Linked DNA regions of Homo sapiens: region 2 is linked to region 1. Evidence: read pairs that join two places in POLR2A ChIA-PET (ENCODE). Cell type or tissue: IMR-90. All regions are shown on one strand. Each heading gives the region's core, and the rest is flanking DNA. Links, peaks and the distances in the headings are about the cores only.

Region 1 (16,731 bases), core at 3,950-11,949:
TACATATTTTAAAAACTATTTATTTGCATCTATAGCTATAAAAGTACTTTAAAACACTTACAGTGTTTGTGTTGCCTTTACTCAATGTTGGATAATATTAGTTTTTTCCTTCATGGGTTTCAACCTTTACTATTTGGAGAAACATTGATTTTTTTCTCTCTCTCTATGGTTTTAATATAGTACAAGTCAGCATGGTTTTATTTATGCTGTGTCTTAGGCCAAATGCCATCAAATATGTCAATTGCCTCTGGGAACATTAGACTTTAGGGCTGCCTCTGCTGTATAAGTAGTCAAGGAGTAGAAAACAATAAGTAGTGTAAGTTCAGTCCAGACATGAATCAAGTGTCTTTCATCAGTTCCACCCTCCTCTGCCCAAATTACAGAAGAAAGTTAAGTAAATGAGACCTGAATCTTGACTAGGTTGATTCAGGATGCTCTGCTTGGGTTAAATCTTGCCTGTTCTATTCCTGAGTTTCTACTAGATCTTAATCAGAAAGACCAGACACTAAACAGCTTGATGAGTTGGGATACAGGGCATGCAATTTGATAGCGGTTGTGTGATTTGTGGCTAAGCTCCTTTCTCAATGGCCAAGTACTATGACTGATGTAGATTGAATAACTTTTCAATGTAGTAATTCAAACTATTGAATAGACTGAGTATTGTGCAATATTTTAAAAAGGTAACTATTCAGATCACTTACTTGTAAGACTTTTTTAAAAAAGAAATAGCATCTGTGGAGTAAAGCCACATGAGACGGCTTTTTTAAAAAATTAAAAATAATAAAAAAGAAAAATATTAATAACGCTTATATAGTTGAGTAATACAATAGTTTCAATACACAGATTTACAATTAGCATTTTTTTTTCTTGAGATGGAGTCTTGTTCTGTCACCCAGGCTGGAGTGCAGTGGCACGATCTTGGCTCACTGCAACCTCCACTTCCCAGGTTCAAGCGATTCTCTAGCCTCAGCCTCCAAAGTAGCTGGGACCACAGGCACGCACCACCATGTCTGGCTAATTTTTGTATTTTTAGTACAGACAGGGTTTCATCATATTGGCCAGGCTGTACAATTAGCATTTTTAATAAAAAGTGTTAGATAGTGATACTGTTTGGAGTCAATTCACAACCACAGCATCACTATTTATAGTACATCTCTGTGCCCTGAAGATAATGGGACAATGAACTAAACAAGTCTTTGCCAATGCATTGACATTTGACTTATAGTCACACATATGTTGAATGATATTTCTTTCAGAAGAAATGTTTAAAAATTTTTATTTCAAGTAGTATGAATAGATGGAAAATGGAAAGATCTTCATTTAGGGAAAACATGTTTATAGCATTAATAAAATCAGCAATGTCCGCACTTCCACTGATGTTAATATTGCACTGATGTTTCCATTAAAAACTGATATATCTATTGAATTAAAACCCCTACGCAAATGTCACTTTAATTTAAATCTTAGTAAGCAGGTTGCTTTGCTAAAATATGAAAGATTTCCATAATTCAGAAGGAGAGACTCAATTGCAAAAGAAAATTAAATTTAAGGTAAATTAGAAAAAATAAGTTACCTTGAAATTTGCGAAGTATATCTGCTAAAAAACTGCTTATAAAAAGCATTCACTGTTGTTAAGTGTTAAATACAGGAAGTTAGATTGAAATAAATTTTTAAATAAGTACCAATAGTCTTTTAGAGAGGCATCATAGACATGCAAAAACAATGTAATTTAAAGCAAATGTTTCATTTTTAATGTAATGTTTTTACCATACACTTAACTTCTAAAAAGTTTACTTATCAATTCAACTTTCTTCTTGCAGTTGGTTTTATTTTCTGGTTTTGATGCAGGTTTTTAATTTTCTGACATTAAATTTGGCAATTTGCATACTAAAAGCAACAAAGAAAAACTTCCTAACTCATTGAAATTTTACAAAAGATGTCCTTGTTAGGCATTACAAGCTGTTGCAATAAATTTAAAATATAGAATGGAAAAATAAATTCAAATTCTATGCAAAGCAAGTTATATTTTGTGGTTTTCCAGTGTTGTTGTTTTGTTGTTGTTTTCTTTCAGGAGCAGAGTGGGTGATTATCTCCTAAAGATGAAAAACAAAGTGAAATTACTACTTAAAATGAATCATTGACTACTTCTCTCTCTCTCTCTCTCTCTCTCTCTTTCTCTCTGTTCAAGAGAAATTTGCAAACAAGTTGACCAAAATTAGCAAATATGATATATCAAAGTTGAGCTTTTCTTTCCAAAATATGCTGCATGACTTTGAACAATAAGCCAAGTGTAAATGTTAATAAGACATTTTTCTCACAAATGCTGGCCTTTAATAATAACTGTGCCATTATAATAAAAATAACAGCTAACAATTGTTCAGCAATATGATGTTTCTGGCACTGTTAAAAATGTCTTGCACTGATCAACTCATTTTATCTTTACAATGATTCCACAGAAGTAGAAACTGTTATCTCTAATTTGCAGATGAGGAAACTTAAGATACAATGAATGCAAACAATTTGACAGAATGGCTGTATGACAGACTGAATCTGAACCATGTAGATCTAGCTCCAGAGACATCATTCTTTTTTTTTTTTAACTTTTATTTTAAGTTCAGGGGTACATGTACAGGTTTGCTACATAGGTTAACTTTTGTCATGAGGGTTTGTTGTAGAGATTATTTAAACACCCACGTATTAAGCCTAGTACCCATTAGTTATTTTTCCTGATCTCCCTCCTCCCAACCTCCACCCTGTGATAAGCCCCATTGTTGTTCCTTTCTATGTGTCCATGTGTTCTCATCATTTAGCACCCACATATAAGTGTGAACATGCAGTATTTAGTTTTCTCTTCCTGCATTAGTTTGCTAAGGATAATGGCCTTCAGTTCCATCCATGTCCCTGGAGAGGATATGATCTGGTTCTTTTTGATGGCTGCATAGTATTCCATGGTATATATAGAGGTATTTTTTATTTTATTTTAAGTTACAGGGTACATGTGAAAGATGTGCAGGTTTGTTACATAGGTAAACATGTGCCATGGTGGTTCGCTGCACCTATCAACCCATCACCTAAGTATTAAGCCTAGCATGTATTAACTATTTTTCCTAATGCTCTCCTTCTCCTTGTCCCCTGCACTCCCCCATCCCCTGCCGACAGGCTTCAGTGTCTGTTGTTCCCCTTCCTGTGTTCATGTGTTTTCATTGTTCACTACTTTTACAAACAGTCCCTTTGTACACTTTGTGTTTCATAGTCCTTTATCATTGGTTTTAGCTCTCTAAAGTTCTCCTAATGACAAATAATTACAAAAAAACTTGGAAATGTCTACTAATATCAAAAGCATTAGCAGAGACTTTGTTAAAAAGATAAAAGATCAGGGTTCAAGACCTAAGAAGCTATCTAACATAGGAACTATTTTTCCAATAGGCAAAAATAGTGTCATTAAGCATTAGCAAAATTCTGAAACAACCTGGATGCTTCAAATGGCAGCAGGTTAAAACACTGGGCCATGCTGGAGGGATCCCTCATGGCTTGGTGCTGTCCTGGCCATAGTGAGTGAGTTCTCTTGAGATCTGGTTGTTTAAATGTGTGGCACGTTCCCTCATCAAGCTCCCACTTCACCTTTTGCCACCAGTAAAAGCTCCCTAAGACCTCCCAGAAGCAGATGTGGACACTACACTTCCAATACAGCCTGCCTAACTATAAGCCAATAAAAACTCTTTTCTTATAAATTACCCAGTCTTGGGTATTTCTTTATAACAATGCAAGAATGGCCTAATACAACCTTGTAGCACATGGAGAAGTCGTGGCTTCTTAATAAATAACAGACAGTAGCAGCAAGAGTGGAAACTGGAAAAACAAATGGAAGTCTACTGGGCAAGTCCCAATAGAGGGAAGATGATGCCCTTGGCCAGAGTGTTAGTGGAAAGAGTAAAATAGACGAAATATTCAAAATTTCCTCTAAAGCCAGTAGGATGTACTGATAATCTGGAAAGACAGGATGAGAAGAAGAAGGAAAAAAAGATACAGCAGTAAATTTAGAAAATTCACAGCTGACACAAAGCAATAGTGCCCATGCCATGAAGAATGGCAAAGTAATTCCATCTGAGAGCATTCTTTGCTACATCCTGGCCATCGAAGAGTGGCTGTGTAATCTCAGATGCCTGTGGCTTCGGTAAACACTTTGAAGCCAAGGGGTACTGGATCACCCAAACCTCCTTCGTGGTAAAACTGTTCTTGCCACATGCTAACCTAGATATAAAATTGTAAATATATATAAAATAATTGCACAGATTTGTTAGGAAATACATCATGCCTATTTTTTTAAGACTAACATTCCCTTCACTTTAAAGAGCAAGTAGGCCGGGCGCGGTGGCTCACGCCTGTAATCCCAGCACTTTGGGAGGCCGAGGCGGGCGGATCACGAGGTCAGGAGATCGAGACCATCTTGGCTAACACGGTGAAACCCCGTCTCTACTAAAAATACAAAAAATTAGCCGGGTGTGGTGGCGGGCGCCTGTAGTCCCAGCTACTTGGGAGGCTGAGGCAGGAGAATGGCGTGAAAAAAATTAGCCGGGTGCGGTGGCAGGTGCCTGTAGTCCCAGCTACTCAGGAGGCTGAGGCAGGAGAATGGCGTGAAAAAAATTAGCCGGGTGCGGTGGCAGGTGCCTGTAGTCCCAGCTACTCAGGAGGCTGAGGCAGGAGAATGGCGTGAACCCGGGAGGCGGAGCTTGCAGTGAGCCGAGATCGCACCACTGCACTCCAGCCTGGGCGACAGAGCGAGACTCCATCTCAAAAAAAAAAAAAAAAAAAAGAGCAAGTAAAAATATCATGTATTCAAGAATGTTATTAACCCCAAAAGCACTAATAAAAAGGAAATTTACAGTGTGAGCATCTCTTTTTATACATTCTCAATTTAGGGATGCTCTTTCGTAATGATTCACCTTGAATCTTTCTCTAGAAATAAGTTACTTGGCGTTGTAGGGGGACGTATGAAACAGAGTAATGCAGGCACCTCAGACATATATCACCACACTAATATTCATTCATTTACTCCGCAAATGTTTACTGGGTACCTAATATGCATCAAGAATTATGTAAGGTGCTGGGGTTATATAGCAATGAATAATCAGACCTAGGCCATGACCCTGTATTTGAGTATCTCAGCGTCTGGTAGGCAAAGTGACCCTGAATATGTAATTACATGTGAGCAGTAAATAAAGTGTGTTAAGGAAATGCAAGATTTTATATAGCACCTACCCCAAAAGGAGCTGGGCACTATATGGCATATACATTTTAACATGGTACAGAATTTTGTTCGTTCAGTTAGTAGATTGCTTTTTCTTGAGAGGAAGGCTTCCTAGTGATTTAAAATCTTTATGTGGATATTAAGTGGTAACTACTTCGATGTGTTCCCAAACATGAGAAAACAGTAAATAACTTAGGATAGGTTTAGTGGTTTTGGTTTTTATTTACTTTAATCCCTAGCACAGAACTTGGGGCAGGCTGGTACACAAAAATATTTATTAAAGACAAATAAATAAGCAAAAGAGTCTATCTGTTTAGAGAAAGAAATGAAAGAAGGGATAGAATTTCAAGAACAACAACAACAAAAAGCTGAGAAAAGCCTTCAAAAGTAAGAAAACTCACCAGCATCTTTTTACTTTTCCCTCTCTTGGACACATACATTATTTCTCAGTCTCCATGAATTATCCAGCAGTAGTTTCTGTGATAGAGCAATATACTGAAAATCCAGAGATTATATCCTACTGCTTTTTAACACTTGATAAGGGGGTATAGGCTACAAGCTTCAACAGTGTTTCCAGATATTCCTTCAACTACTACCTCATTTTGCTTTATACCATTAGTTTTAGGCCTGAAAATAGAAAATATTTAAAAATTAACAATAGTAAGAGAAGGCTAATTTTTTTTGAAAGATACTCATGTTACCACACCCCATTTATAATTCCAAATCCCTATGTTTTCTGACAAATACAATAGGTCCATTGAGCACTTTGTAGCATGGTGCAGTGGTTACCATGGTTATTTTTTTAAAGTTTAGTGAACAGTTTGCTTTCAAAACCTACATTGCCAAGGCCTTTGGCAGAGTAAATTATATATTTCTGAGGCTTAAGAAGCATTTTTTGCTCTTTCTCTATTAAATAGTTTAAAATACAGAAAATTATAGGGGTTTCTTACTACCACTCAACTACAGTAAACACATTTTCATATTTTCCATTTTTGCTTCAAATATTTTGTTTATTGAACAATTTAAAAATTAACATTTAAAATTAAATTTTCTGGTGTTTTTCCTCCCATGCACTTCCCAACCCCACCCTTCTCCCCTCTACCATTTCCCAACGGCAACAATTTGGTGTGTTTCATTCTATTTCATATATCTTGACTCACTCTATATTGGCACCTACAAATAAATGTCTTCAAAATGACATGGTTGGCCTCTTATTTTAAGTATTAGTCAGCAGTTATATTCAGTTTATGCCTAAAGATTTCCCCTGATCCATACTGCCAATTCTACCATACACCAAGTTCTTGTATGTTCTTAGGTCATTTTTATTATTACCTGCTTTGTTCCATTAATGTACTTTTTTCTTCTGTACCAAAACCATATTGTTTTAATTCTGATACAACAAGTGTTGATGTATGGTAAGCCTCACCTCTTTTATGATTTTCGTGGCCATCCTTGAATCTTTTTATTGTATTTGAAATCAATTTTCTTATTTAGAATTTAATAAATGTATAGGTTTATTTGAGGAAGACTGACGTATTTATGATGTCTTATCTACCATGAATATGGTATTTTTTTATTTATTCAGGCCTTCCTTCATGTCCTTCAATAATGGTTTGTAACTATCTGCACAATATTTATTAGATTTCTTCCTTGATATCAAATAAACCATACTCTTCTTATAAAGTGTCTATTACTGTTACATTTTTAAATTATGATTATTGATAGGAGAAATAATCATTTTAGTTTTGATGATTGGTGTGACCAATGATATAACACTCCCTCAAAAATATCAACATCTTAATTCTCCAGAATCTGTGAATATATTAGATTCTAAGGCAAAGGAGAATTAAGGCTGTGCATAAAATTAAGCTACTAATTAGCTGGCCTGGATATGATGAGATTATCCTGAAATATCCCAGTAGACCAACACAATAAAAGGGTCTTTCTTAGTGGAAGAGAATAATAGAAGAGTGAAAGTTAGAGAGACGTTGGAAGGTGTTACGCTGCTGGATTTGAAAATGGAGATCCATTTCAGAGTTCTGACCTACAGAACTGTAAAGTAATATATTTGTGTTGTTTTGAGGCACTAAATTTGTGGTAATTTGCTATAGCAGCAATAGGAAAGCAATAGAATTGCTATTGAGTAAAATGTACTAAATTATTATTAATAGTAATAGTTTTCCTAAGAGTTTCCTTGGATTTTTACATGTATAAAAACATATCATGTGTCAACGACTTGCTGGGTGTGGTGGATTATGCCGGAGGCCGAGGAGGGTGGAGTGCCTGAGCCCAGGAGTCTAAGATAAGACCAGCCAGAGGAACATGGTGAAACACCCTCTCTACCAAAAATACAAAAAATTAGCTGGGCATGGTGGCACACATCTGTGATCCCAGCTACTTGGGAGGCTGAGGTGGGAGAATTGCTTGAACCTAAGAGGCGGGGGTTGGAGTGAGCCAAGATCACATCATAGCATTCAAATCTGGGTGACAGAGTGAGCCCTCATCTCAAAAAAAAAAAGAAAAGACTATAATTTTATCTGTTTCTTTCTAATACTTATACCTCATATCTAAAATTTTATATGCAGTAGTATTGGTTAGCAGTAGCATTGGTTAGAAATTGTCTTTATAAATATGCTAAAGAGAAATAGTAACATGAGGCCTTTTAACTGTTGCTACTTAGATAGAAATGATGCTGTTTGACTGGGTATATGATATTTGCTGATTGGCAGGGGCCATTTGTAAGGTAGGGGAAGTCCCTACCTAGTCTTTATTTTCTAGGATTTATAACAAATTTCCTACTCAGCACCTCCCCTTGGATATTTAATAGTCATCTCAAACTTTTATATATATAGATATATATATAAAATACTTTAAGTTCTAGGGTACATATGCACAATGTGCAGGTTTGTTACATATGTATACATGTGCCATGTTGGTGTGCTACACCCATTAACTCATCATTTACATTACGTATATCTCCTAATGCTGTCCCTTCCCTCTCCCCCCACCCCACAACAGGCCCCGATGTGTGATGTTCCCCTTCCTGTGTCCAAGTGCTCTCATTGTTCAATTCCCAGCTATGAGTGAGAACATGCGGTGTTTGGTTTTGTGTCCTTGTGATAGTTTGCTGAGAATGATGGTTTCCAGCTTCATCCATGTCCCTACAAAAGACATGAACTCATCATTTTTTATGGCTACATAGTATTCCATGGTGTATATGTGCCACATTTTGTTAATCCAGTCTATCATTGTTGGACATTTGGGTTGGTTCCAAGTCTTTGCTATTGTGAGTAGTGCCACAATAAACATTACGTGTGCATGTGTCTTTATAGCAGCATGATTTATATTCCTTTGAGTATATACCCAGTAATGGGATGGCTGGCTCAAATGGTATTTCTAGTTCTAGATCCCTGAGGAATCGCCACACTGTCTACCACAATGGTGGAACTAGTTTACAGTCCCACCAACAGTGTAAAAGTGTTCCTATTTCTCCACATCCTCTCCAACACCTGTTGTTTCCTGACATTTTAATGATCGCCATTCTAACTGGTGTGAGATGATATCTCATTGTGGTTTTGATTTGCATTTCTCTGATGGCCAGTGATGATGAGCATTTTTTCACGTGTCTATTGGCTGCACAAATGCCTTCTTTTGAGAAGTGTCTGTTCATATCCTTCGCCCACTTGTTGATGGGTTTTTTTTTTCTTGTAAATTTGTGTGAGTTCTTTGTAGATTCTGGATATTAGCCCTTTGTCAGATGAGTAGATTGCAAAAATTTTCTCCCATTCTGTAGGTTGCCTGTTCACTCTGATGGTAGTTTCTTTTGCTGTGCAGAAGCTCTTTAGTTTAATTAGATCCCATTTGTCAATTTTGGCTTTTGTTGCCATTGCTTTTGGTGTTTTAGACATGAAGTCTTTGCCCATGCCTATGTCCTGAATGGTATTGCCTAGGTTTTCTTCTAGGGTTTTTATGGTTTTAGGTCTAACATTTATATCTTTAATCCATCTTGAATTAATTTTTGTATAAGGTGTAAGGAAGGGATCCAGTTTCAGCTTTCTACATATGGCTAGCCAGTTTTCCCAGCACCATTTGTTAAGTAGGGAATCCTTTCCCCATTTCTTGTTTTTGTCAGGTTTGTCAAAGATCGGATAGTGGTAGATGTGTGGTATTATTTCTGAGGGCTCTGTTCTGATTATTTCGGAGGGCTCTGTTCTGTTCCATTGGTCTATATCTCTGTTTTGGTACCAGTACCATGCTGTTTTGGTTACTGTAGCCGTGTAGTATAGTTTGAAGTCAGGCAGCGTGATGCCTCCAGCTTTGTCCAGCTTTGTTCTTTTGGCTTAGGATTGACTTGGCAATGCAGGCTCTTTTTTGGTTCCATATGAACTTTAAAGTAGTTTTTTTCCAATTCTGTGAAGAAAGTCATTGGTAGCTTGATGGGGATGGCACTGAATCTATAAATTACCTTGGGCAGTATGGCCATTTTCATGATATTGATTCTTCCTATCCATGAGCATGGAATGTTCTTCCATTTGTTTGTGTCCTCTTTTATTTCGTTGAGCAGTGGTTTGTAGTTCTCCTTGAAGAGGTCCTTCACATCCCTTGTAAGTTGGATTCCTAGGTATTTTATTCTCTTTGAAGCAATTGTGAATGGGAGTTCACTCATGATTTGGCTCTCTGTTTGTCTGTTATTGGTGTATAAGAATGCTTGCGATTTTTGTACATTGATTTTGCATCCTGAGACTTTGCTGCAGTTGCTTATCAGCTTGAGATTTTGGGCTAAGATGATGGGGTTTTCTAGATATACAATCATGTCATCTGCAAACAGGGACAATTTGACTTCCTCTTTTCTTAATTGAATAACTTTTATTTCTTTCTCCTGCCTGATTGCCCTGGCCAGAACTTCCAATACTTTTTTGAATAGGAGTGGTGAGAGAGGGCATCCCTGTCTTGTGCCAGTTTTCAAAGGGAATGCTTCCAGTTTTTGCCCATTCAGTATGATATTGGCTGTGGGTTTGTCATAGATAGCTCTTATTATTTTGAGATACGTCCCATCAATACCTAATTTATTGAGAGTTTTTAGCATGAAGTGCTGTTGAAATTTGTCGAAGGCCTTTTCTGCACCTATTGAGATAATCATGTGGTTTTTGTCTTTGGTTCTGTTTATATGCTGGATTACATTTATTGATTTGCATATGTTGAACCAGCCTTGCATCCCAGGGATGAAGCCCACTTGATTATGGTGGATAAGCTTTTTGATGTGCTGCTGGATTCGGTTTGCCAGTATTTTATTGAGGATTTTTGCATCGATGTTCATTGGGGATATTGGCCTAAAATTCTCTTTTTTTGTTGTGTCTCTGCCAGGCTTTGGTATCAGGATGATGCTGGCCTCATAAAATGAGTTAGGGAGGATTCCCTCTTTTTCTATTGATTGGAATAGTTTCAGAAGGAATGGTACCAGTTCCTCCTTGTACCTCTGGTAGCATTTGGCTGTGAATCCATCTGCTCCTGGACTTTTTTTGATTGGTAGGCTATTAATTATTGCCTCAATTTCAGAGCCTGTTATTGGTCTATTAAGAAATTCAATTTCTTCCTGGTTTAGTGTTGGGAGGGTGTATGTGTCGAGGAATTTATCCATCTCTTCTAGATTTTCTAGTTTATTTGTGTAGAGGTGTTGATAGTATTCTCTGATGGTAGTTTGTGTTTTTGTGGGATCAGTGGTGTTATCCCCTTTATCATTTTTTTTTTGGCATCTATTTGATTCTTCTCTCTTTTCTTGTTTATTAGTCTTGCTAGAGGTCTATCAATTTTGTTGATCTTTTCAAAAAACCAGCTCCTGGATTCATTGATTTTTTGAAGGGCTTTTTGTGTCTCTATTTCCTTCAGTTCTGCTCTGATCTTAGTTATTTCTTGCCTTCTGCTAGCTTTTCAATGTGTTTGCTCTTGCTTCTCTATTTCTTTTGATTGTAATGTTAGGGTGTTAATTTTAGATCTTTCCTGCTTTCTCTTGTGGGCATTTAGTGCTATAAATTTCCCTCTACACACTGCTTTAAATGTGTCCCAGAGATTCTGGTATGTTGTGTCTTTGTTCTCATTGGTTTCAAAGAACATCTTCATTTCTGCCTTCATTTCATTATGTACCCAGTAGTCATTCAGGAACAGGTTGTTCAGTTTCCATGTAGTTGAGCGGTTTTGAGTGAGTTTCTTAATCCTGAGTTCTAGTTTGATTGCACTGTGGTCTGAGAGACAGTTTGTTATAATTTCTGTTCTTTTACATTTGCTGAGGAGTGCTTTACTTCCAACTATGTGGTCAATTTTGGAATAGGTGTGGTGTGGTGCTGACAAGAATGTATATTCTGTTAATTTGGGGTAGAGAGTTGTGTAGATGTCTATTAGGTCTGCTTGGTGCAGAGCTGAATTCAATTCCTGGATATCCTCGTTAACTTTCTGTCTCGTTGATCTGTCTAATGTTGACAGGGTGTGTTAAAGTCTCCCATTATTATTGTGTGGGAGTCTAAGTCTCTTTGTAGGTCTCTAAGGACTTGCTTTATGAATCTGGGTGCTCCTGTATTGGGTGCATATATATTTAGGATAGTTAGCTCTTCTTGTTGAATTGATCCCTTTACCATTATGTAATGGCCTTCTTTGTCTCTTTTGATCTTTGTTGGTTTAAAGTCTGTTTTATCAGAGACTAGGATTGCAACCCCTGCCTTTTTTTGTTTTCCATTTGCTTGGTAGATCTTCCTCCATCCCTTTATTTTGAGCCTATGTGTGTCTCTGCACGTGAGATGGGTTTCCTGAATATAGCACACTGATGGGACTTGACTCTTTATCCACTTTGCCAGTCTGTGTCTTTTAATTGGAGCATTTAGCCCATTTACATTTAAGGTTAATATTGTTATGTGTGAATTTGATCCTGTCATTATGATGTTAGCTGGTTATTTTGCTCATTAGTTGATGCAGTTTCTTCCTAGTCTTTACAATTTGGCATGTTTTTGCAGTGGCTGGTACTGGTTGTTCCTTTCCATGTTTAGTGCTTCCTTCAGGAGCTCTTGTATGGCAGGCCTGGTGGTGACAAAATCTCTCAGCATTTGCTTTACTGTAAAGGGTTTTATTTCTCCTTCACTTATGAAGCTTCGTTTGGCTGGATATGAAAAATTCTGGGTTGAAAATTCTTTTCTTTAAGAATGTTGAATATTGGCCCCCACTCTCTTCTGGCTTGTAGAGTTTCTGCCGAGAGATCAGCTGTTAGTCTGATGGGCTTCCCTTTGTGGGTAACCTGACCTTTCTCTCTGGCTGCCCTTAACATTTTTTCCTTCATTTCAACTTTGGCAAATCTGACAATTATGTGTCTTGGAGTTGCTCTTCTTAAGGAGTATCTTTGTGGTGTTCTCTGTATTCCCTGAATTTGAATGTTGGCTTGCCTTGCTAGGTTGGGGAAGTTCTCCTGGATATTATCCTGCAGAGTGTTTTCCAACTTGGTTCCATTCTCCTCGTCACTTTCTGGTACACCAATCAGACGTAGATTTGGTATTTTCACATAGTCCCATATTTCTTGGAGGCTTTGTTCATTTCTTTTTATTCTTTTTTCTCTAAACTTCTCTTCTTGCTTCATTTCATTCATTTGATCTTCCATCACTGATACCCTTTCTTCCAGTTGATCGAATCAGCTACTGAAGCTTGAGCATTCATCATGTAGTTCTCGTGCCATGGTTTTCAGCTCCATCAGGTCCTTTAAGGACTTCTCTACATTGGTTATTCTAGTTAGCCATTCATCTAATCTTTTTTCAAGGTTTTTAACTTCTTTGCCATTGGTTTGAACGTCCTCCTTTAGCTTGGCATAGTTTGATCTTCTGAAGCCTTCCTCTCTCAACTAGTCAAAGTCATTCTCCGTCCATCTTTGTTCCATTGCTGGTGAGGGGCTGTGTTCCTTTGGAGGAGGAGAGGTGCTCTGATTTTTAGAGTTTCCGGTTTTTCTGCTCTGTTTTTTCCCCATCTTTGTGGTTTTATCTACCTTTGGTCTTTGATGATGGTGACGTACAGATGGGTTTTTGGTGTGGATGTCCTTTCTGTTTGTTAGTTTTCCTTCTAACAGTCAGGACCCTCAGCTGCAGGTCTGTTGGAGTTTACTGGAGGTCCACTCCAGACCCTGTTTGCCTGGGTATCAGCAGTGGTGGCTGCAGAACAGCGGATATTGGTGAACCGCAAGTGCTGCTGCCTGATTATTCCTCTGGAAGTTTTGTCTCAGAGGAGTACCCGGCTGTGTGAGGTTTCAGTCCACCCCTACTGGGGGGTGCCTCCCAGTTACGCTACTCGGGGGTCAGGGACCCACTTGAGGAGGCAGTCTGCCCGTTCTCAGATTTCAAGCTGCATGCTGGGAGAACCACTACTCTCTTCAAAGCTGTCAGACAGGGACATTTAAGTCTGCAGAGGTTATTGCTGTCTTTTGTTTGTCTGTGCCCTGCCCCCAGAGGTGGAGCCTACTGAGGCAGGCAGTCAGGCCTCCTTGAGCTCTGGTGGGCTCCACCCAGTTCAAGCTTCCCAGCCACTTTGTTTATCTACTCAACCCTGGGCAATGGCAGGCGCCCCTCCCCCAGCCTCGCTGCCGCCTTGCAGTTTGATCTCAGACTGCTGTGCTAACAATGAGCGAGGCTCCGTGGGCGTAGGACCCTCCGAGCCAGGTGCAGGATATAATCTCCTGGTGTGCCATTTGATAAGCCCACTGGAAAAGCACAGTATTAGGGTGGGAGTGACCCGATTTTCCAGGTACCGTCTGTCACCCCTTTCTTTGACTAGGAAAGGGAATTCCATGATCCCTTGCACTTCCCAGGTGAGGCGATGCCTCACCCTGCTTCAGCTCACACATGGTGCACTGCACCCACTGTCTTTCACCCACTGTCTGACACTCCCCAGTGAGAACCCGGTACCTCAGTTGGAAACGCAGAAATCACCCATCTTCTGCGTCGCTCACGCTGGGAGCTGTAGACTGGAGCTGTTCCTATTTAGCCCAGTCATCTCCAACTTAATGTGCCTAAAACAGAGTCTTGCTCTCCTTCCCCAACTCTGCTCCTCTCCTAAACTTCCTTGTCCCAATAAATGACACCAGCATTTACACAGAGACTCAGGTCCAAACCTAGGAGTTATTCCAGACTCTTCTCTTTCCTATATTTGTCACATCCAACTTACTGGCAAATTCAATGAGCCCTACCTTTAAAACCATAACATAGTCACTTTCACCCCAACTGACTTAGACAGCCACTACCATCTCTCAATTCAACTACGATAACCTCTTTCCTGCTGTCTTTGCATGAGAATCCATTTTGACAGCAAGCAGAGTAATGTTTTAAAAATGCATAATATTTGATGTCATTCCTCTCAAATTTATCCAACAGCTTTCCACCAGATGCAAATTTTAATCTAAATGTTTATCATGACCTTTGAGGCTCTACATGATCTGACCTCATCATCTACCTCTCTCTGCTTCTCTCAATCTGGCCCATATACGATGCTTTCTTTGTTGTTCCTTGATCAAGTCAAATAGTTTTCAGTTAGCCTTTGTTATTGGTGTTCTCTCTGCCTGAAACCCTCTTCCCCCAGATTTTCTCATGAATTATTTCTCCCCCCATTCAGGTATCAGCATGATTGTTATCTCTTCAAAAAGACAGTCCTTGACCATACCATCTAAAATATCTAAAATAGTGCACACATTTATGCAAAGGCACACATCCTCAGTTCTTTCCTCCTTTATTTTTCTATGTAGAAGAAAAATACATTATACTGTAGTGTATATAAGGGCAGAGATTTTGCTTCACTTATTTAGCGTCCTCAGTGCCTAGAAAAGTGCCCATCACACAGCAAGTGCTAAAGGAATTTATGTTTAACATGTTTTGAATTTGATCAAATACTTTACTTTTATCTAAAATACGACCATATTGTTGCATCTGTAAATATAGTAATTTGCACTTATATGATCTCTCACATTGTGATATGGTCAATTTTTGTTAAGTTTTCTGTTTTTGCTTAAAAAGAATACATGATCTTTATTTTTTAGATCTATGACATCCAATTAACCAATTGTATCTGTTTAATTCAAGTAGTCTAAATGCTCACTAATATTATATGTTTAATACATTTAGTTTCTCGGACAGATATTTTAAAATGTCATTGAGATTATACTTGTAAATCTTTTTAGTTTTGCTATATAAATTTCAAAAGAAAAATGTGTTCATGCAAGTTCAGTATTGTAATATCTTTTGTTTTTCCTTTTCTGATTTTGCAAAATTTCTCTCCAACCCTAAGGTTTTTTCCTGAAAATTTTTGTTTGATGTTAATATTGCTATACCAACAGCATGTTGGTTGGTGTATTATAGTATATTTATTTATTTATTTTCAACTTTTCTGTACTACTTTAAGCATTTTTTTTTTTTTGAGACAGAGTCTCACTCTGTCACCCAGGCTGGAGTGCAGTGGTGCAATCTCAACTCACTGCAACCCGGGTTCAAGTGTTTCTTGTGCCTCAGCATTCCAAGTAGCTGGGATTACAGTTACACACCAGCATGCCCAGCTAATTTTTGTATTTTTAGTAGTGACGGGGTTTCACCATGTTGGCCAGGCTGGTCTGGAACTTCTGACTTCTGGTGATCTGCCTGCCTCGGCCTCCCAAAATGCTGGGATTTCAGGTGTGAGACACTGTGCCCAGCCTAAGCATTTTTATAAGCTATGCTTGTCTGAATTTTACTTATGTAATTCTTAAATAGATATATTATTTATACAATAACTAGTAGTTTATATGTAATCGTTTAGTACATTAACATATCTTATGATTACAGATAATTGTGAACCCTTATTTGTCCAATCTTTTTATATTTTTGTTTACCATTCTTTTTATTCTATTTCTCTTTTCATATCCTACTCTCTGTTGGATGGTTAAGTCTTCCTTAGATTTCTGTGTTTCACATACATGTAACTTTGCCACACATATTCTCTAAAAAACATTTTTTAGTGTTTACTCTTCAATGTTTAATATTAACATTGACAAAGTCTTAAATTATTCAATACATCTTTTCTCTACTCAAATAACAGGAAATTGACATCCTTTAGCAACCTTCCAACCCCTTTGCAATCATCTTCTAAGACTTAAAGTTAATTGTACTTTTTCTTAACTTAGAAGCCTTTCCAATAGCATTTACTGCTATTTTTGCTCATGGTTACTTATTGCATGATATTTCTCTTTTTGCATTCATTTCCTTCTTGCTACAGAATATCTTATAGTAATGTTTTAGCAAGAATCTCTTAATTCTAAAGTTTCAGGTTTGTATTTCTGAGAGTGTCTCATTTCTTTCTCACTCTTGAATGATGCATAGCTAGCTAGGATAATTTCCTCCTGAATACAGGCCAAAAAGTTAAAATTTATGCTGGAAAAACATTTTTAAATCATTTTGGAAGTCCTCAAAGTGATAAAAGAAGAAAAAATATCCACAAAG
Region 2 (16,731 bases), core at 5,236-13,235, 1.4 Mb before region 1:
AAAAGAGAAAATGCTAAATTGTGAAGAAGGTTAAAAGACAAGAGAGGGGCCGGGCACGGTGGCTCATGCCTGTAATCCTAGCACTTTGGGAGGCCAAGGCGGGTGGATCACCTGAGATCAGGGGTTCAAGACCAGCCTGGTGAAACATTGTTTCTACTAAAAATACAAAAATTAGCTGGGTGTGGTGGTGGACACGTATAATCCTAGTTACTTAGGAGGCTGAGGCAGGAGAATCTCTTGAACCCGGGGAAGAGGAGGTTGCAGTGAGCCAAGATTGTTCCACTTTACTCCAGCCTGGGCAGAAGAGCAAAACTCTGTCTCAAAAAAACCAAAAAGCAAACAACAACAACAACAACAACAACAACAACAACAGAAAGAGGGTGATATAAATAGAAACCAAAGAAGAAATAAAAGAGTAAAACAAAAAAGATTGGTGACAACAGGAACAGTGTATTTAACCATGTTTCCTTAGATTAAGATTTCCTTCGTGTTTTTTACTCTTGCATCATTAAAGTTCTAGTCAATGAGAATGGCATTATCCTGACACTTCTTTTATTGTAATTTCTAATCTTCTACAAAGGTGAATGGGTATCTGGATATAGCAAATTACTTAATTTGTTTTCTATAATTATAATAGCTAACATTTATTTAGCACTACCTCTATGTTAGGCATTATGCTTTGTGCATTATGTATGAATTCATTTGATCCTCACGACAGTGTACAAGGATACCCTATTATAATCTCATTTTACCATTAGGGAAACTGAGGCAGCCAAACATTTGTGATCTATTCACTGGAAACTCATATTCCCATCCCACCAAACACTTACAGATATCTGGTTTTATTGTAAGCCTCAAATTGCAGAGAACACATTATTTTAGATTTTATTTGCCTTTTGGGCCAAACACTTCTTAAACTCAAGTTCGAGAAGAGAAGACTCCCTCAAGGGTCTGCAGTAGATAGACTGATGGAAAATAAATCCTGGAGCTTAATTTAGGTTTTCTGATCTGCAGTTCATTGCCCTCCATCACTAAATTTTGGGGCAGGTCAATAGAACCTTAATCATAACCTTGATACATTTTACATTAATGTTCAAATCCATGTAACCATTGCACATTTTCAGCTTTCAAATTTTCACGTGAATCCTGGAAGTAATCTGCATGTTGAGTCAGATTCTTTTATAGTACCTAAAAGTGAGCCATTGTTTCAGCACATAGGAAACTCATCTTAGGCCAGAATTTTTCCCATGTCTGAGAGACCACAAATGTATATTTTTAAGAATGATTTGCTCCATTCCAGGCAAAACCTATATTTTAATCTATTTGCATATGTAGGTCATGGCTAAAACCCAGTTTATAGTGGTATCATTAAATTGTATCTGTATCTGTTAGCAGTAGTGAAGAATAATCATCTATTAGAAGAATTAAAACTATCAACCTTAAAAATATTGAACTTTTATCAGAAAATCTCATATCTGTGGCATTATCCTGCCTGAGAAATATAAAGACATTATGATGACTGCAAAAGACTAAAACATGCAATTAAAAATTTAAAAATAAAAATGTAAACACAATTGTTATTGATACATTTACTACTGGTTTTCCAGTATTTAGGGGGCACTGTTAATATTTCTTTACTTAGAAGTGGAACAAAATAACATTGTTAATAATGCATCTGCTCTATTTTGTATCTAGGAATTTAACATAAATGTAAAGTATTTTTCCCCAGTCCATTGGTCTTGCATTATAAAAGTTTTCCAAAATTAAGTTTACTTTTTTAACATTTAAAAGCAGGCTAATGATAGCAGCTAATAGGGGGAAAATTGTATGTTTAAAAGGTGAATATTTTTCAATTTCTTCTATAAATATTTATTTTTAGAATTGTCTTTCTGTAATGTACATGCTTTTCTTAAGAAACCTTGGCCTTGACATTTATTAGATTTATTTGAACTGTATTAGCTTTTGTGTACTCCAATTTACTGAAGAAAGCATATTTCTTACGGTGCTTTTCATAAATCCATCAGTTATTCATAGGCTAACCCCTTAATTAGTGCCACTGTCCACATTATTCTCTGATATTAAAACAGTATGGTAGCTTTATCAAAATAGCAAAGAATTTAATTGAGGGTAAGAGATGTTTGTGGAATGCTAAATACAGTTGTAAGTCCTGAATTGTACCTGATAAGTAGTTGCAGTAGCATTGGCTAATTAACTACTGAAAGTGCATATGTAATGTTAACTGAGACTGTTCAAACTTTGGACACAGACATTTTTCAATATTAAAGTTATTAAACTTCTCAATATTAAAGTTATTAAACTACATAAACATAGATAAACATATATATAAAAATTTTGCTTTGTGGGCTTTATTAGACTTTGCAGGCGGATACAACAATACTTTCTTACTCCAAATGGAGAACTTCTAGTTTTAGTCTTAATTACCTTTTCTTGGTGTGCCAGATAGGTATATTTGAAAAAAGTAATAATAGTAAATTAGCTTTTAACTAAGAAATCAGAAGGATCTAGTGTCTATTAAAAGAAATGTAAATTAATTCTCCAGTTCACTGATCTGCCTTAAATCTAAAATATAAATAAACTTCAGCTAGTAGCTCAGTTCAATTTAACATTCATTTATTGACCACCTTTTATGAACCAGGTTCTTTGTTAGGCTCTGGAGACAAAAAGAGAAATAAGACATGATTCTTGTCCTTGAGGAACATTCAGTTCACCTAAGAAAGACCGATCAATAATTGCATAATGTCAGTACAGTGTGCTACTGCAATAGAAGTATATGCAAGTCTATGCTCAGCCTGAATAAACCATATGATTCTTTTTGAAGCTTTGCTAATATTCTATAGAGCAGGGGTTGGCAAACTTTTCTGTGAAGGGCCAGATAGTAAATATTTTCAACTTTGCTGGGCATACAATTTCTGTCACGAGTACTCAAGTCTTTCAGGGTGGCTCAAGAGTAGCCATACATGATAAATAAAAGAATTAACGTGGTGAAGCCATACCAACCTCCAGTGTATGCCAACCAAGTAACTGGTGCCTGCTACTGGGACTGGACCTTTAACCTATTTACCCTTTCCATCACACATACTTTATTCTTTCTTCCTTACTCTCTGTTTTCTTCTCGTTATTTTTTCTTTCCTATACTGATTTGAAGCTGGAATCCATAATCTTAATTAGTCATGCTTAAAGTACTAAAATCAGATTTCAGTCACTTATTTTATAAGAACTGTGCATCAATATTAACACCAACCATTTAAAAATGTTTTTGTATGCAGAGCATGCTCAAGTATATTATAACTCACTTAATCCTTAAAACTACCATGAGAGGTAAATATTATTTTCTTTTTACATATATAGAAACTTGACCTTAGAGAGGCCAAGTGGTTTGTTGAAGACTGCACAGCTAGCAGAAGACAGGAAGCAATATGTTAATTGTACTATATCACAGAAATGACCTTTAAAACACTGCGGCATGCGCAGAAAACTCCAGTCCCATTTATGGGATCCATAGCTAGGGTGGCCAATTAACCTGTCATGGTTTGTTTGGAAGTGAGGGGTTTCCCAGACAGGAGACTTTCAGTGCTAAAATGAGGAAGGTTCCAGTCCAACCCGGACAATTTGGCCACTATGTCAGTAGCCCCCAGTTCCTTGATTCCAGTGCTTTTCAAATTTCAATGTTCATAAGAATTACTTGCAGATCATGTGAGCAAAATCCTGATTCAGACTCTGATTCAGTAGGTCTAGAGCCTGGGAATCTGTATTTCTGACAAGCTCTTAGGTAATGCTAGTGCTGCTCATCTGTTTACATTTTGAGTAGCAAAGTATCCTTGCCCCATCTTGGGGCTCACTCCAGATCTCATGAATCAGAATCTACATTTTAATATAATTTCCCAGGTGATTCACACATTCAGATTTAAGGAGCTCTATTCTGCTCCACTTCTGATTGGTGTAAAGGATTCTCATTTGGGCATATTTTTCTTGGTTTAAATAGGCTTTCCTAATATGAAGGTAAAGCTGAATAACTCCTTTTGCCAATCTGAGTTATTTCATTCTTTTGGGAGTCCAGATAACTCTTTTCTTGACCATTTACTTATCTGTTCATTCCTTGTTTTTCGTAATACCCTGGAACTTTCTTAAACTCAATTATGTAAGCTCAGTCTTGGGTGTTCATTTCTGTGCCTATTATTCTGCAAAAGAAAATTATTCCACGTGAAAAAAAAATCAGATGCTCAGCAATTTATTTTCAACTGTAAATTTGTTCATCAGAATATAGTACAGGTTGAGCATCCTAAGCTGAAAACCCCAAATCTAAAACTTTTTTAGTGCCAATCTGATGCCACAAGTGGAAAATTAAACACCTGCCCTCATGTATTATGTTACAGTCAAAACACATGCCTACAACAGTTTCTTTAGTGGGTGGCCAAGGAAAACAATAGACTCTTCCAGTCTCCTTCAGCTACAATGTATCTTTTCTGTGCACACTTAAATTTCCCTATGCAAGCATGCCCAAAATAGGTAATAAAATGGCATGTGTGCAGGCCACATGCACTAAGGGCAAGTTTCCCATGATACGTCCCATGTGGAGCCAAGACCTATGTGCATTGCCCATTACCTAAAAAAAATTTAGGTACTTTTTTTTGTTATTGTTGTTTTTGCTTATTCCCTGCTCTATGTGTAAAGATATTGTTGAAAAGGTCACAAAGACTTGCAGATACCCCTATGGGTAACAGTGTCAAGAAAAAGAAGAAGCATTTGTTTTATGTATAGCGCAGAAAGTCAGAAACTAGACAGTGGTGGAGCAAGTGAGAAACATCTTATAGAAGATTATATTGTTCGAATGACCACTATATATGACCTAAAAAGCAAAAGGATGAACCGTTGAAGTTCCATAATAAAAGTGATGAAGAGAAGTTAATGAAAAATAGAAAAACACTCCTTAAAGCTAAAAATGAAGATCTCGATCGTGTATTGAAAGAGCAAATCCATCACCGTTGCAGTGAACCCATGCCACTTAATGATATGCTGGTCATGAAACAAGCAAAGATCTCTCACAATGAGCTGAAAATGGAAGGGAACTGTGAATATTCAACAGGCTGGTTGCAGAAATTTAAGAAAAGACACAGCATTACATATTTAAAGATTTGTTGTAATAAAGAATCTCTGCTGATCATGAAGCAGCAGAGAAATTCATCGACAAGTTTGCCAGGGTCATCACTGATGAAAATCTGATGCAAGAACATGTCTACAATGCTAAAGAAACATCACTGTTTTGGTATTATTGCCCTGGAAAGACACTAACTACAGCTGATGAAACAGTTTCCTACAGGAATTAAGGATGCCAAGGACAGAATAACTGTGCTGGGATGTGGTAATGCAGCAGGCATGTATAAGTATAAACTTGCGTGACAGGCAAAACCTTGCATCCTCACTCTTTCCATGGAGTGAATGTTTTATGAGTCTACTGTTATGCTCACAAAAATGCAAAGATTACAAGGGACATCTTTTCTGATTAGTTTCATAAACATTTGTATTAGTCACCAGTGCTCACTGTAGAGAAGCTGTACTGGATGATATCTGCAAGACTTTTTTACCTCTTGACACTTTTCTGCTCATCCTCCAGCTGAAATTCTCATTAAAAAATGTTTATGCCATGTACTTTCCTCCAAATGTGACTTCATTAATTCAACGATGTGTCCAGGGTATACTTACAGCAGTAAGAGTAGATCTAGGTTGGGCACTGTGGTTCACACATGTAATCCCTGTGCTTCAAGAGACTGAGGCAGGATAATCACTGGAGGCCAGGAGTTCGAGACCTGCCTGAGTTGTGTGGTGAGACCATGTCTCTACAAAAAACAACAAAAAAGTAAATACTTAATATAAAAGCACTTTCTTGAGCAGCATGCTAGCAGCAATAAACAGAGGCATAGGTGTGAGAGGTTTTCAAAAGGCATTTAGCATGAAGAATGTTATGTATGAAATTGACATTCAGAAACAGTGACTAAAGATGCAGTTGTATAATACATGCCACGTACAACCTCTGGCCTACCACTACGCTCAGTGGTAATGATGACTTTGAGGCATTCCATAAGTTAAATAAGAAAAAAATTGTGTCTGATCTCATTACATATGAAAAAAAATATACCTTCAGAGTCCTTCAGTAAACTGGAAGAAATAGATATGGAAGAAGCAATTAGGCTGCAGTTGTTCATTCACCGATCAGTAGTGAAATAGTTCTGAATCAAAGTTATCATAATAGTGACTATGAAGATGACATCATTAACACTGCAGAAGAAGTGCCTATAGACAACATGGTGAAAATGTGTAATGGGCTTGCTGAAGGACTAGAGCAGTGTGCATTCACAACAGAACAAGCCATCTGTCAGCTTATAAAGTTCAAAAGAGACTTCGAAGACAGAAAACAACAATGAGACAGATGACTGGAGGAAACATTTTAAAAAGCCATCCAGCAGGATGCTTACTCCTCCCTAGTGGACCCAGTTCCAGGACCCTCACCTGCTTCTCATGTTTCTTCTCACCTAAGAAACACACAGAGTGTACAGTAACCTTTTAATCGAAACATAGCATTGGCCAGGAATGGTAGCTAATGCCTGTAATCCCAGCACTGGGAGGCCAAGGCAGGAGGCTCATTTGAGCCCAGGTGTTTGAGAACATCCTGGGAAACAAAGTGAGATGCTATCTCTATTAAAAATAAGTAAGTAAGTAAATAAATAAATAAATAATTAGCTGGGTGTGGTGATGCATGCTTGTGGTCTCAGCCACATGGGAGCTTGAGCTTAGGAGGTCGAGGCCACAGTGAGCCATGTTCACGCCTCTACACTCCAGCCTGGGTGACAGAGTGAGACTATTTCAAAAAAAAAAAAAAAAAAAAAAAAAAAAAGCCAAAAACAGTATCATAGGTAGAGACTGAAAAGCTACCAGTTTTTGCGAGTGTGTGGCGTTTGTTTAACAGCTAATTCAGGTATTGTGGGGATGCTACTGTGCTAGTTACCTCAAACACATTATTTTTTCTTATTTTTTATTGGTATTAATGGTATGTCATATTTTTACGTGTGAGGAAGTATAAGAAAATAATTGCTTATCGGTAGTATATGAATTCAGAGTCATGAATGATGGTAATGCCAAACAACCACAAGTTGTCCACGTAAGTGGCTCAGATAGTGACACTTTTGATTTCTGATGGTTCAATGTATAATAACTTTGTTTCATGCATAAAATTATTTAAAATATTGATATCATTATCTTCAGGTTATGTGTATAAGGTATATATGAAACATAAATGCAGTTCTTGTTTAGACTTGGATCCCATCTATCTCTATTGTGTATATGCAAATATTCCAAAATCAAAAAAAAAAAATCCAAAATCCAAAACGTTTTTGGTCCCAAGCACTTCAGATAAGAGATACTCAATCTGTATATAAAATTGTGACAATGGTAAATTACTGTTTCAAAATTCCTCCTCTGTGGCACCTGAAAAACAGAAAACGAGTAAAATGAAATGTATTTGGAATAGGTACTTCCTCTTGCTAAAGTATTGCTTGAGTGTAATGAAAAGGTTATAGAAATTATACTGTCAGTTGTTATTTCTATGTTTTCACTATATGCCCGGCATTGTTCTAAGTAATTTACATTTTAAATCATTTAATATTCAGAAAAATCCTATGGGATAGATACTATTATTATCCCCAATTTTCAAGTGAAGCAGCTGAGCAGATAAAGGTTAATAACTTATTCAAGGTCAAATAAGCTAGAAAGTGGTCAAGCCAGGAATATAAATGACAGCAATTCAGGTCCAGTGCAAACAGCACCTCACTAAGTGTTGACTGTATTTCACCCCTATGCTGGTTTCCTTCATACTGCTGACTACACTTTATAATAACCTATTTTTATTTTTACTTTCAATCTGCCTTCCTCTCAATGTCGAACCTCCTTGTGAAAAGGGATCACATTTGTCTGGCTCCCTGATGTGTTTTAAGTCCCTGAAACATACTAGGAGCTCAGTAAATATTTGTTAAAGGAATAAATAAACAATAAAATATTGTAAGGTCTGTAGTCTACACAAATGCAAAGTATAAGGGGCATAGAAGAGAAGAAGAGAAACTCTCTTCCAAAACACTCCTATATTATGAAATGTGACTGAATGTTGAGTGGATACTTTCACAGCATCTATTGATTAAACATCCATCTGAGACAAATATAACAATTTGGAAAATATTTTTTAAAAAGTTATAAATAAATTAATCGGGGTGTACATACTTTGTTTTATTTTAGATTTAAGAGATCAAAAAGTTGCTTTTTTGCTTTGGCTTTAAAGCAGACTTTGGGCTTATTTGGAAATAATATTGCTGCTATCAGCCATCTTCAGAATATTTAAAAATCATGCTTCCTAAGTTAATTTGTAAGATGTTGCAACAGCGTTTGTCTAAAAGCAGTAAATATGTTTCCAATATACTTTGAAATATTTACTGTGGTTACGATGTGCGCGGTAACAGCCTTAAATACCTCCTATTGAACTGAAATGAAATCTGTGCTTCAAGCTTGCCAGGTTCCTGATCATTATCACCTGTTCCTTATGGTTCCCACCTGGAATGCCTTTTCCCTTGACTAGGCCTGTTTGAGACCTTGAAGCTCTTAAAGGCCCACCTAAAATCCCCCATTTCTATGAAGCTTTCCAAGAGGACTCCAGTCATTCTGATAATTATCTCCTCTGTCGTCTGGCACTTTCACCACTCTCACAACCTCAGATGCCTTATTTTGGAGGTGGAGTGTTCTTTTGTTATTCCCTTTCTTTGTAAGTAATTCTTGTTTCTATATACTATACTTTCCTTAATGCAGCCAATATATTTTATATGTCTTACCATACCCAGAACTGTACAAATAACAGATGTGCAGTAAATACTCTTTGAATGATTCATTTGATTGGAACATTATCTAAAGTTACCTGTGTGTCTTTCTGTCAAAGTTATGCAGAATGTTGTTTACTCCAGAACCTTTTCAAGCTCTTTAAACCTACTTCTAAATGCAGTTATAGCTGGTGCAAGTATTTTTTTTTCTTGTTTCTTTTTTTTCTTCTTATACAACATAGTTTCTTGTGATAGGGAGTTCGAGGTAGGAGGAAAGCAGAAAAAAAAAATTGTTTTTCTGCTAAGTGTATAGGGCCCTTGAGGTTTTTAACAGCCACCTCTAAGTCAGTTGAACAGATATTTTCACTGAAAGATAGGATGTAGTTTCTGAAATATTGAAAAGTTCCTTTGTCAAATTATTATTATATTTACATTCAGTAAAACCCAACACATATTTGGACATACTTTTGTTGAGCCTTTTCTTTTTGGATGTTGTGAGCGTATGACTTATGCATTCTTATACGTATATAGCTTTGTAAGGAGGAGTATACAAGTTCCTTTATAAGTCTTTGATTTTTGACACTTAATTTTGTCATTGTAAAATTCCTATTTCAATTTAATCACAATAATTGCAAAATTAACCTTATTCATAGCTCATTATCTTAATAGAAAACTAGATTCTAAAGGTAAGTAAATAATCTATGAATGCAAATTAAACATTCTGTGATGGTTCTTCCCTTTCCCAAGCCTTGCACATGCCTAATTAATTTCTTTTATAGGATAAAAAAAAAAAAAAAAAAAAAGCTACTCTAAAGGCCAGAAAAGGAAGTGATGTGTATATAACCTATTGTAGTGCTAGTAAATTTTGGGTTAATTAACAAGTATCAGATGGAGACTTTAGAAGTAAGTAGGATTTTTTAAGCCAGAATAGCTGGGAGAAATGGTTGCAGTTGTGTTGAAAATAGATTTACCAGTAGGCTATAGGAGAATATGTGAGGCTGACTTAGGTAGAAAACCCTGAAGGAAGAACAACCACATGGGCTATCTTCAGGCATGGGAGTAGAGTTGGGAAGATAAAGAGATCTCTGGTGAATATCCTAGTTCATTTTTTGTGAGGTCTAAAAATGGTTTCTGGCTAACCATCAGAAAGAAGGCCCCTGGGGCTATAGATTTAGTATGTCTGGAATGAAATTTGAGAAACTTCATTTTAGAAACATTTCCTAAAGACTTTCAGATTATTGGCTAAACTTGAGAAGTAGCGTATGTCCTGCTTATCCTTGGGGGATACATTCCAAGACCCCAGTGGATGCCTGAAACCTCAGATAGGATGGAACCCAAATATATACTGTTTCTTCTTTATAGGTACATACCTACAAAAATATTTAATTTATACTACGAAAAGGTTTAATTTATAAATTAGGCATAGAAAGAGATGAACAACAGTACTATAATAAAATAGAATAATTATGACAATATACCATCGTCACTACTGTTATGCTTTGGGTCCATTGTTAAATAAAGATTACTTGAACTCAAGCACCGCACCACAGCCACCATCGATCTGATAACTGAGAGGGCTTCTAAGTAACTAGCGACGGGGTAGCATATACAATGTAGATACATTGGGCAAAGAGATGATTCATTTCCCGGGTAGGATTGGACAGGATGGCTTGAGATTTCATTACACTATTCAGAATAACACAGAATTTAAAATTTACAAATGCTTGCCCTGGGTGCAGTCTCTCATGCCTATAATCCCAGCATTTTGGGAAGCTGAGGTGAGAGGATCAATTAAGGCCAGGAGTTTGAGACCAGCCTAGCCAACATAGTGAGAACACTTCTATACAAAAAAAATTGAAAAATAAATAAGCCTGCCATGGTGGTGCACATCTTTCCTCCTGGCTACTCGGGAGGCTAAGGCAGGATTGCTTGAGCGCAGGAGTTCGAGACTGCAGTGAGCTATGATCATGCCACTGCACCTCAGCCTGGGTGGCCGAGTGAGACCTCGTTTCTAAAAAACAAAATAAAATTTACAAATTGATTTCTGGAGTTTTCCATTTAATATTTCTGGACTGTGTTCTACCACACTTAACTAAAACTGTGGGAAAGGAAACGGAGGATAAGGAGGGACTCCTGTAATGAGTCCTCAGATTTCAAGAGGCCTGACCCCAGGCCAACTTTGGGACCAGTAATTCAGGCAGAAGTTTCTTATACTAAGTAAAGAGAATCACATAAGCTCCCAATTTACCACTGGCCCAGGCAAAACCAGATCTTGCAGTGGTGGTGGCTTTGTGTTCAATTTTGAGGAACTTGACCTTCATGTTCTAGGCTATAGGGTAATATACCCTACAACGTTATAGGGTAAGGCAGGTTATAGGGTAGGCTAGGGTTTGGAGGTAATCAACCTTCTAGGATTCCTTGCAGTTCCATGTTTGGTCCAGCCATCATTTTTTGTAAAGAGATACTAGAAAATTATATTCCATACAGTGAGCAAACCGAGTACCCTAAGTTCAGTAAGATGCAAAGGAAAGGTTGTTTTGTTTTAAATAAATGCTGTATGTTTATCTTATTCCTTAAAAATAAGTCTTTTGTGAAAAAAGACAAATCTAAATGTAACATTTTAATCATATTCATCTAATATGTAAAATCAATCTGATGATGACCATTTGCTAATGATAAATTTTATCTTTCTAGAGCAGTAGTTTTAAACTTTGGCTGTTTCAGAACCACGTGGAGAGCTTATTAAAATATAGCTTGTTGGGCCTCACTCCCAAATCTCTGATTCAGATTGGGATAGGGGATAAGAATTTTCATTTCTAACACGTTCTCAGATGATGCTAATGCTGCTGGTCCACATTAATCTGAGAACCACTATCCTAGAGGGTAGAGTAAGGACAGAGGAGCAAACAATTTTCATTAGTGTTTATCAGTGTATAGTAAATTTAGTACTTAATTATTGTGAGACAATTGCCCAAAGGATGAAAATGCCACATACAATCATTATATATATTAAAATGTTAACATGGTTAACACGCCACCATAAACGAAAGCCATGTTTTCTAATCCAAAGAAGTAAAAACAGGGACCAAGTGATGTAATCATTGAGCAGTAAGAGTATATGCTGATTTGACAAATTATGTATTATTACCCATGTAACTATTTTGATCTTTCTAAAGAAAAGAATTTACTCTGCTGCCTTTGGAAGAAGTTAAAATGATATCTGCAGATGCTATATGAAAATATCAATTAACTCTTATTTACCTCTAGACTGTTGGTTAGTAACATGGGTTTATGTTATTTTGATTAAGTTTCCTTGCTTCTAGATGAAGACATTGGACCCTCACTGGATAGTCACAAAATACTTTCTTAGTTATTTAATTCATATATGCCAAAAATTCAATAGGAATATTGATTAGCTAATTTTTAAATGCAAAATCTAGGTCTGGTTACAACATAAGCAGCATTTCTTGATTTTTACATTTATGCCGAGTTTACTTATTAGTTTTTATCAAAATAATATATTTATATAATATTATGTAATGAAAGAAATGAAACAAATAAATGTTAACAAAATCACGCTGAAGTAATTGACTTGCTTGCTATGATGTTTCTTGACTATGAGCTTAATCACACAAGGATGAGCATGTTTAATTGACTGGAATTTAATACCACTCCCAATGGCAAAGAGCAGTGATTCAAATTGGTGTGTTTATAATTGTGGGGTGGATCTTGATTAACTCCACACAAAATATTATTATAATCTAATATTATATAACACACAGTTTTAACTTGGCCAATAATGTTGCTTTTAATTTTCATTCCCTCAGATAAACTAAGGGAGTGAAGGAATGATCTTTTTGGCTATCTATAGTCCAAATCAAGTAAAATTTAAATAACAGCCATATGGCCTAAAAGTATTTAGCTTTATTTTTATTTACTCAAAGCCAATTATGGCACATCTTTCAAAGGGATAAGTGTACACTGGGAAATATTTTGCTTAGAGAACATCACTTTCTAAGAGCCTTAAAGCACTTGACCTTCATTTGGCATCTCTAGTCTGTTCTCATCACAGGTTCAGGGATCACCATCTTGCTTCTGTGTTACTGCTTCCAAATGTTTGTTTTGGCAGCAAAATTATCTTAATATAACTTTGTTAAGTGGTCTATTTTCTCTCTGAAATTAAGGAATGTTTATCTCACAGGGTAAAAATGGAGAAACACAATGGTTTTTGTTTGTTTGTTTGAAGTCATGGATTCACCCATCAAACAGTTTTGGGCCAACTGAAAGAGAAATGTGAAATAGTTTTGCTGATGAGATCTTCTTGCCTATGTCTTTTAGTGAAATGATTTGGTGCTTCCATTGGCATCCTTTATCTGAGCTGTCTATTCTAGCCTTAGCAGGACCTTGTCTGCTTGTATAGTCTAGTATCATAAAGCGAGAGTATAGTCTGTACAGGATAGTTCATAGCTCTCAGACAGTTCATAGCTGTAACATTCTACTAGATTCTGCATTTTTTACTTGTTTCTCACATATAATCTACATGATCAACACTTTCCAAATTATGGACAATTACATTGCACAATGTTTGGTATAAAGTAATAAAGAGATTACCATCTTTAAAAAATAAATCTAGGTACTCCTATCAGAATTACTAGATTTTGACTTCTACCAAAATGTCTTGGCTCTTGGGATTTGCACTGTTTTATAATTTACTGCATAACTCACCTCTCATTCTTCCAGAAACTGACTTTTTTCCTCCTTGATCCATAATTTGGGGCAGCCATATTTGTACATAGCTCTATTCTCTTGGCCATAGTTGAGGGGCCCACAGAAGGGCTTCTAACATGATCTTACAGATTCAGCCACAGAGAGAGGGAGAGAGACAGAGAGAGAGGGAGAGAGACAGAGAGACAGAGAGAGAGAGAGAGAGAGAGAGAGAGAGAGAGAGAGAGACTAATTCTGATTATTCCAAGTTTTGAAGCTTGAAGTTGTAATATAATGTGTAATCATTGACCCAGCTTGTTGGTCACTGGACCACTTTCCATGTAAAAATTCAGAGTCTCAGCAACTTTCTTTTCTATCGTCTACAGACAAATGTGATATATAGCAAAAGAGAATAGTAAAGCCAATATTCAGGTAAGCAGAGAAGAGAGTTGGAGAAATGATGGTGTTCAAGTTTGTAGCTCCAGTTGAGTCTGAAGCCTTATTCCATTCTGGCCTATAGCTCAGCTTAATTGTTCACTGAAACACCTCAGTATCCTTCTAAAAGTTTTCTCTTTGGCTTTTTGAGGTCTGAGTTGGCTGGATGGTAGTTGTAGACAAGAAGGTCCTAACTAATACATGAGGACAGCAGAGGCCCCAAGGCGTGCTATGTGCCAAGAGACCCAAATCTCAAGCCATTTTGAGTGTATTACTAAGTTATGTTCCCTCCAGTTTTCTCCCAGCAGACTATCTTGATATCCTAAGACTCTTCTGTGAATCAGGGTGGGATTATTAAGGATTGTTAATTTAATAAAATTAAGTAGTATTATAATTGGGAAACATGTTAAAGCATGCAAAAACTGTAAAAAGCTATCGCCATTACAGTCAATAAGAAGGTTATCAGTTTCATTGCAAAAACCTAATCTTTAGGAAAAGCACAAGAGAAAGAATGTATGGCAATGCCAGCAAAATTAATGAATGTGTTAAGTTTGGGCATGCTGAGTTTCTCCAAGCAAAATTCCCTATACGGGAGACAACTGAGAGAACGTGGACAGTATTGTAAGCTAAGATTCTTTGAGGCATTGTGAATTATTTTATTTATTTATTTATCTGAGATGGAGATTTGCTCCTGTTGCCCAAACTGGAGTGCAATGGCCCAGTCTGGGCTCACTGCAACCTCCACCTCCCGGGTTCAAGGGATTCTCCTGCCTCAGCCTCCTGAGTAGGTGGGATTACAGGTATATGCCACCAGGCCTGGCTAATATTTTTTTTATTTTTAGTAGAGACGGAGTTTCACCGTGTTAGCCAGGCTGGTCTCGAACTCCTGACCTCAGGTGATCCGCCCACAACGGCCTCCCAAATTGTTGGGATTACAGGTGTGAGCCACCGTGCCTGGCCCATAAATTAATTGAGAAATGAAAATGTTTACTCCTGAATTGTCATTGCATGTAGTTACTATCTTCAGTAAAATAATTTTTTTATTTTTGATATTAACGTGTTACGGACATTATATTTTTATCCTTCTAGAATAATGTTGAAAAATTACAGCCCTCAGGCCAAATCTGGCCCACCACCTGTTTTTGTAAGTAAAGTGCACAGCCATGCCTATGCATTTAGTATTGTCCATGGCTGCTTTCACACTACAGTGGAAATTGAGTAGTTGTGACGGGGAACACTTGCCTTGCAAAGCCTCAAAGCATAAGTACCCAGCCCTTTACAGGAAAGTTTGCCAAGCTCTATTCTAAAGATGTTCTTCCTGTTAAATATAAGAAAATCGGTTTTCATTTAAACATATTTGTATAATCTCCAACATTTCAGAAACAAAACCACTTTGTAAATGTAGAAACAGATGTATACATTTTATATTACTTTTGTCCAATATAGCCTAGATGTGTGTGTATATATATATACACAAAAATATATATACATATATATGTACATATATAATATATAAATATATATAAATATATAATATATACATAAATATATACACATATATATAAATATGTAATACATATTTATATATAAATATACATATTTATATATAAATATACATATTTATATATAAATATGTAATACATATTTATATATAAATATGTAATACATATTTATATATAAATATATATACATAAATATATAATATATATTTATATATAAATATAAACACATATATAAAATATATAATATACATATATTTTTATATATATACATATATATATATATATATATATATTTTTTTTTTTTTTTGAGACAGGGTCTTGCTCTGTTGTCCAGGCTGGAGTGCAGTGGTGTGATCTCGGCTCATTGAAACCTCCACCTCCTGGGTTCAAGTGATTCTTATGCCTAAGCCTCTCAGGTAGCTGGGATTACAGGCATGCACCACCACGCCCAGCTAATTTTTATAGTTTTAGTAGAGAAAAGATTTTGCCATGTTGTCCATGCTGCTCTTGAACTCCTGGCCTCATGTGATTTGTCCTCCTCAGCCTCCCAAAGGGCTGGGATTATAGGAATGAACCACTGTACCAGGCCACAAATTTGTTTGATTAATGAATTAATAAATTGCCTAATTCTTATGATAGCTCTCTTGATTAAATGTTCCATTTGAGAAAATTCTTCAAGAATTTGAACCACACCCCTGAATGTTTTCTGACTTTCTAGTCCATCCAGAAGCGGCCCTTCTTTATATACAACTCTCCTGGTCTCGTAAGACCCAGCTCTTTGGGACCAGGGGAGGTTTTCTTAAATTCCTTCCTCTCGCATGTGCTGATTTTCATTCCTTAAGTTTTGATTGGTCCTCAGAACCAAATGTATAATAATAATTTGTCAGAAGCTGAGGCATAGCAGCATTTAAACCTCGATCTTAGGATATTTAAGGTGCATGCATTGCATCAGTCATAGGGTCACACTCTAATAAAACTGGATCAGAAACTAACATCCAGGTTAAAATCCGACCTCTGTCATTTGCCAGGGGTGCTATTAAGCAAGTCATTTAACTTTTACAGTAGCCACCAGGGCTGTACATGATTACAAACACACACACAAACGTGTAATGGCGGGTGTCCATATTATCTTTCCAACCTCATCTTCTATGATTATTCTTCCTACTGCTCCTCACACAGGACAGGTATGCCGTCACCTCTAGGTCTTTGCCCGTGAT

What was found. ChIA-PET counts read pairs that join two places held together with the same protein. Peaks named below come from ENCODE experiments on the same cell type or tissue, not always from the same donor. Only the 100,000 strongest peaks of a DNase experiment are listed, where the experiment ranks them.
Region 2: POLR2A ChIA-PET joins it to region 1 with 12 read pairs; 2 of 35 experiments call an interaction of 5 or more read pairs at or near these places.

The regions. Positions count from the first base shown.
Region 1 is chr3:176,440,043-176,456,773 of GRCh38, forward strand. No RefSeq gene overlaps it. Among named protein-coding and RNA genes, the nearest start is that of MIR7977, 67 kb to the right of the region's middle. In IMR-90, for the core only: no CTCF peak of the experiment used is centred there; no DNase peak of the experiment used is centred there.
Region 2 is chr3:174,997,496-175,014,226 of GRCh38, forward strand. The region is part of intron 1 of NAALADL2 (N-acetylated alpha-linked acidic dipeptidase like 2); the gene reads left to right. Among named protein-coding and RNA genes, the nearest start is that of NAALADL2-AS3, 110 kb to the right of the region's middle. In IMR-90, for the core only: no CTCF peak of the experiment used is centred there; a DNase peak (open chromatin) is centred at 5,436; H3K27ac peaks cover 1,933 bases.